Linked DNA regions of Homo sapiens: region 2 is linked to region 1. The links are chromatin loops, found by intact Hi-C in ENCODE. Cell type or tissue: heart left ventricle. All regions are shown on one strand. Links, peaks and the distances in the headings refer to the core of each region. The heading gives the core; the rest is flanking DNA.

Region 1 (2,928 bases), core at 109-2,608:
TGTCCAGGTTACAGGTTTTCAACCTGGTCTCTCCATTGTCATGGCAGCAGATAGTCTAAGCATGTCCGCTTAATTTACTAAGTTATTAGTTAACCCCTATTTGCAAGAAGGCTCTGGTTCTAGCCTTGTTATATAAAATGTTAAGGATATATCCAAATCTGCATCAAATCATCAAATCAAGGAAAATTCCTTGCATGCATCAGTTTTAACAGTAAAGGCCCACTGAAGAAGTTCAATGATAAGAGGGGAAGGAAGACTATACCTCAAGCATAATTAAAGTAAAAAAGGAATGATAGTAACTTTGGAATCCAAGTTTGGAAACACTCTTTGCATTAGGGCTCTGAACTCTTCTAGAAGGACTTCTATAAGCAAAGAAAGTAAGTGACTATTGGGAAAACGAAGTCCTCTTCAGAGATCAGTCACTTTCAGATCCCTCCATGCTTCAGAAAAATGGCAAGAGCTCCTCATGCTTCCCCCACCTCCCTGCAAAATAATAACAATGCCACAACTTTCTCTGCACTGTCTCTAAATCTGGTACACACATCTATTGCAGCACTTATCTCCTTAATCTTTATTTTATTGGATGTTTATTTTCCCTCTGAGCTCTCGAATACAGAGAATAATCTTATTCATTCATGGATGTTGGGCACGTAGCATAATGCTTAACTGGTATTTTTGTTAAGTTGTTTCTCCAGAAAACAAAACTCTAAGTGCTCCTTGGCCCGTCTTACGATTCTCAGTTGATGCGTAAGAAATACAAATAAATTTTAATATTGGATTGCACAAAATACAATTTGGAAAGTAATATGGAAGTTCTACAGATATCACATAGGTTCCCCCAACATCTTTTAGATTGATATTAATCTCCAATTGCCGTTATCAAATTAGCTGTTTTCAGTGTTTTTCAATCTAGTGCTGGATTATAATGAAGTTTGTTGGGTCCCTGGCAAAAAGAGAAATAAAGACAATGTACTGTGTTTTTCCCTAGTGTTAAATATACTCAATATAAAGGAGTTTTTTATTCTGAGATTTTCTTTGTTGTATTTGAAAATATTCCCTGTTTCATGACATAAGGTGATAGTAGATGCTACATTAAAAAATAAATGCCATATGAATCTTACTTGTAATCTTTTTATTTCATGGCACATATTGAAATATAATACGGCACATCTAGGGAAAGGGCTACTGGGATAATCATGACAAAGCGCCCTCTAGTGGTAAACTGTAGATATAAACTCTTACCTGCTGGAGTAACTTCTGATTTCAACATGTTTACACAGGAAGTGAGAAAAAGAGTGCTCAAGCTTAACTTCAACAATTGTTAATTTTTACATGATTCTTAAAAATAGTTTGAAGGTTTTATAATTATAAGAATTTTCCTACCATCCATATCTCACATCACACCTGTAACCCACTGGGAAGTTCTGCTGTTATCATTCCAGTCAGGAAAAAAGGGCCTGTAGTGTTACTGTTTACCAATCTTAGTTATATTTGCATTTAAAATGAGAAGGCTGATTAACCTAAAACAATCTATATCCACGGTGATTAAACTGCAAGCAATGTAAGGAGCCACTGGGATAGAGTATGCGTGTGTGTGTCCACGTGCATTTACAATGGGATATGGACACATATACTCCTGTGCAGGAGGGTGTGTGTGTGTGTGTGTGTGTGTATGTGTGTGTATGTTTGTTGGGGGCAGGGATTTTTATTACCTCTCAAATCACACTACACAGTTTACAATCTAGTTTATTTAAATTGCAGACTGGTATTACTTCATACAGTAAATGTCTGCTGCATGCATTTCAAACATCCACATTTTTAATCACAAGTAGCTAGCACACGCATGTTTTGCAGTGGCAGAAACAATTAAGGAGAGGTGGTGAAATGCCAAGGTCAATGTAGATGCAGAACAGTGGGGAATAAGAACTGGGGAAAGAAATGTTTCTTATTGTTGTAATTAGTGGATTCTCTCCAGTTTACAGGGAGAGTTAGCTGCCAGAGGAGGCTATCACATATGCCTATGCCTGTGCTAGTGTTCACTTCTGTAAAGTCTACAAAGCTGCCTCGTGGAAGCCTTGATCTATCTTATATGGCTGCTAAATACTAAGCAGTAATGTCTTCTTCCTGGGCACCTCTTTAGGTCACTACTTTACCTTTGGCAAGTGTTCTGTTTTCTGTTATGGCCTGCTCAAGAAGTGTAGTCATATCATCTTGGAGGGGCTGCATCTCTCCACTGCTTTGGTATTTGTGGAGTGGTAAGAAATTTTATCTTTCTAATCAAACCAGGATCTCAGCTTTTATTTAAGCTTCCAGACATTCCTCCTGTTTTGGGCCATTAGTAATATGCCCTTATCCTACTTTACTACTAATCCTATTGTTCTGAATCAGATCAATTTACTTAACTCTTGGCTCTGCACTCCTTTACCAAGGAATTGGTATCCAGCCAACCTTCCCCAGGATTTGGTGGCAGACCATCTAAACTTTCCATTATTTTGCACTGGACTATCACTAACAACAGCTCTCAGGTAAATGTGAAAGTCCTGAATAAATCTTAAAAATAAATACCTTTTTGAAAATTGGAAAGGAAATAGCAGCATGTCCAACCTTTTAAAAAGTGTTTGTTAGGATGCCAAGTTTTTTGTTTTTTTGAGCGTAGACAGATAGAAATGAATAACGTAAGGTTCAATTATTTCATATAGTGTTAAGGTATGCTGAATTAGAAAATATAGTTTATTTAGACACCAGCGCTGATTTACTTTACAAGCTTTCAATATTATAGTTATAGCCTTAAAACATTTAGAAGACTGTATCCATTTTTATCCATTTCTCCAGTTTGTAGGAAATAAACTAAAATGTAGAGTTTTGGAGTAAAACAAAGTTTCAATACTTTCTTGCGTTTTCAGTGTCGAATAGATAGGGATAACACTC
Region 2 (2,928 bases), core at 257-2,756, 84 kb before region 1:
ACGGTCACCTTGCTTCCTGTTTAAACCAGCAGAATTGAAGGAATCCAAAGAGAGCTTCTCCAAACTCCTGAAACCACATCTACCTACCGACCTGCTTCTTCACTTTTCTTCTGTTACTACATCATGTGTTAGTATGATAACATATAACATAAAAATATTTCTCAGCCAGAATTCCACCATTTCCCATTGGTAGCTGAGAATATATTTAACAACTTGAAGCTATTATGTATTCAATATTACTTTCATGTGAATTTTGCCCTCTGTCAATTATAAGCATCTTATATGATCTATAATCCATAGGTAGTTGGAACTGTTATTTAATTCAGGTGACAGTGATTTGGGCAAAAGTCTTTAATAATGCTTTGACATAACCCTTTGGCTCTTTCTGTGACTTAAACCTTACACCCTAGACTGCAGGCATAGTTTTAAACATGAGGGCTTTCATGTTTAGCAAGAAGCTACACAGTGTGTATAAAGGTGGAGGAGTTGTGATCAGAAAAATGATGTCACGATTAAATTATGTCTCCTCTCAGTGAGCCTGTTTTCCCACTTATAATATAGGAAAATTGGACCAGAACTAGTGTTGTCTTAGCTATTGCTTGTTTTTGTTCTGCTTCTTCAAATAAATGCACCTGAAACCACTGTATCTAACATGGATAAAGGTGTAGCTGCTCTGGTTGGAGCTGGGCAGAAGACCTTCACCTTAACTCTATTCTGTTCTGGGATAATTTTGAAACACAGAGTTCTCTTTATTTGTACACTGGGCCCTCCCTATCAGTGGGTACCACATCTGTGGGTTCAATCAACCACAGATTGAAAATATTTGAAAAAAAAATTGCATCTGTACTGAAAATGTAAAGACTTGTTTTTATTGTCACTATTCCCTAAACAATAAATACGGTATAACAACTATATAATATTACATTGTATTAGGCATTATAACTAATCTAGAGATGACTCAAAGTACACGGGAGGATGTGTATAGGTTATATGCAAATACCTTGCCATTTCACATTAGGGATTTGAGCATGTACAGGTTTTGGTATCTGCGCAGGTCCTGGAATGGATCCCCTACAGATAATAAATTTTAGGATCTACTGCCTAAGGACTATTATTTTTCTCTCTTTAGGGACTAAGCAGGAAGGATCAAACTGGCCTGCCCTTGGCAAGCTCTGGTGCTCACCATCATGTCTAGGAGGCTGGGCCTCACTGGGCTCACTCACCTCACTGGGCTCACTCACTCACTTTCCGTGCCTCCGGGAAAGGATGCTCAGAATCCCAGCTGCAGCCCAGCAGGCCCACCCCTGCTCTGATCCTCTGTGTAGCTGAAATCGCAAAGCAAAAGTTAGTTTTATTTTCTTGAAGTGCAAGTTCAAATTATGTATTTCCTCCCATAGTCTCTATACAAGCTAGATGTGCATAAAAGTCTTACATAAAATGATGGCTAAACCTTGGAGGATTTTATTCTTTAATTAAATGTAACTTATAGGACAGAGTATGGCATAGCTGCACATGGCTACAATTTTCTACATGGTTTTGTATGCTTGGATTCCTGATCTCCTGGTCTATGTTTTACCCAGGTTTTTTAGCCTCACCCCAGAGCTTTCCACCTCTAGAAATATGCTGCACCGTCACCATGCTTGCTGGAAAGTTTCTTGTTTAAAAATTCTGCAATCAGCACAAGTTACATCTATTGATTCTCATATAAAAATAGTGATATTTCTCATTCCTTTTAAAATGGTTTCATAAGAAATAGCTTATGCACACTTGCAAGTATGTTCATTTTCAAAGTTCTGTTTTACTTTTTATAATTAGTTTTTAAAGATAGCTTTTAAAGAGAGTTGATTAAACAAGACTTTAATGATTAGAAACTTACCAGGGCTTTTCTGAAAACTTCTATCTTTATATTAGAAACATAAAATAAGTCTTCATGAGGCTGTTTGATCTGGATCCCTTAGATTAGTTCCCCTTTCTTGATAATTTGCAAGAGTCACGTTCTGGAAAGCAGCTATGAGGAAGCAGAGCTGTAGGCAGAACAGACTTGGTCCTTGTTCAGTTTGCCGGAGGATATACTTGTTGAGAACGTATTGCATAAAACAATGATATCACAACCAATTAAAATGCAATAGACTGGACTGCTGCTGAGGAAATGTTTATGAAACAGATTTTCCCCCCAACTTTCTACTATGAAAATGTTTGAACATACAGAAAATTTGAAAGAATAGTGAAAAGAATACCCTTCTCCTAGGTAGCATCTCTTTGTGTACTTACTTCTAAGAAAATAAATAAAACTCAAAAAGTATGTGACAGGTACACTTTATCTCTCTTCCAGCATTCCACATTCAATGTGGAGCAAATCCTATGGGGTGTATCTTCAAAATATACCCAGCATTTGACTACCTGACACCACTACCACCTGGTCCAAGCCTTCCTCATCTCTTTCCTGGATTATAGGAATAGCTTCCTTGCCAGGTTCCCTCTTGCTGTTATTGATCTCTTCAGGGACTTCTCAAAAAAGCAGCCGGAATGACCCTGTTAAAATGTAAACATCATATCAATGTTGTGTCCAACCCTGTCTGTGGCTTTCCATCTGACAAGGCCTCACACAATCTGGTACCCTGCTAATCCTCTGATATTAGGTCTTTTATTTTTCCCTCTAAATCTGGCCCAGTCCCCTGACCTCCTCGTTGCTTCCTGAAGGAAGCACCTGCCCCTGTTTCCAGCCACTACACTTGTTTTCCCTTCCTGGAATGTCCCTGGATACCAGCAGGGCTCACTCTTTCACTTTGTTGAGATCTTTTGTCAAATGTCACCTTCTCAGCAAGGCACTGTTTGGCCAGCCTACTGAAAACTTTATCCCACCTCCCAACATTTCCTATCCCTCTTCTGGCTTCATTTTTTATCTACTTAGGACTTACAAGCAGCAAA

Evidence for each region. Peaks named below come from ENCODE experiments on the same cell type or tissue, not always from the same donor. Only the 100,000 strongest peaks of a DNase experiment are listed, where the experiment ranks them.
Region 2: it touches region 1 in a loop (2.0-fold over the local background); 11 of 110 quality-filtered maps call a loop at or near these places.

What each region holds. Positions count from the first base shown.
Region 1 is chr7:93,227,217-93,230,144 of GRCh38, forward strand. It overlaps a transcript of HEPACAM2 not described here. Among named protein-coding and RNA genes, the nearest start is that of HEPACAM2, 2.2 kb to the left of the region's middle. In heart left ventricle, for the core only: CTCF peaks have their summits at 1,220 (motif pointing left) and 1,421; no DNase peak of the experiment used is centred there.
Region 2 is chr7:93,143,509-93,146,436 of GRCh38, forward strand. It overlaps SAMD9L (sterile alpha motif domain containing 9 like), which reads right to left. Exons shown (of 5, transcript NM_152703.5): 3 at 1,877-2,532; 4 at 1,224-1,325. Among named protein-coding and RNA genes, the nearest start is that of SAMD9L, 3.4 kb to the right of the region's middle. In heart left ventricle, for the core only: no CTCF peak of the experiment used is centred there; no DNase peak of the experiment used is centred there; H3K4me3 peaks cover 161 bases.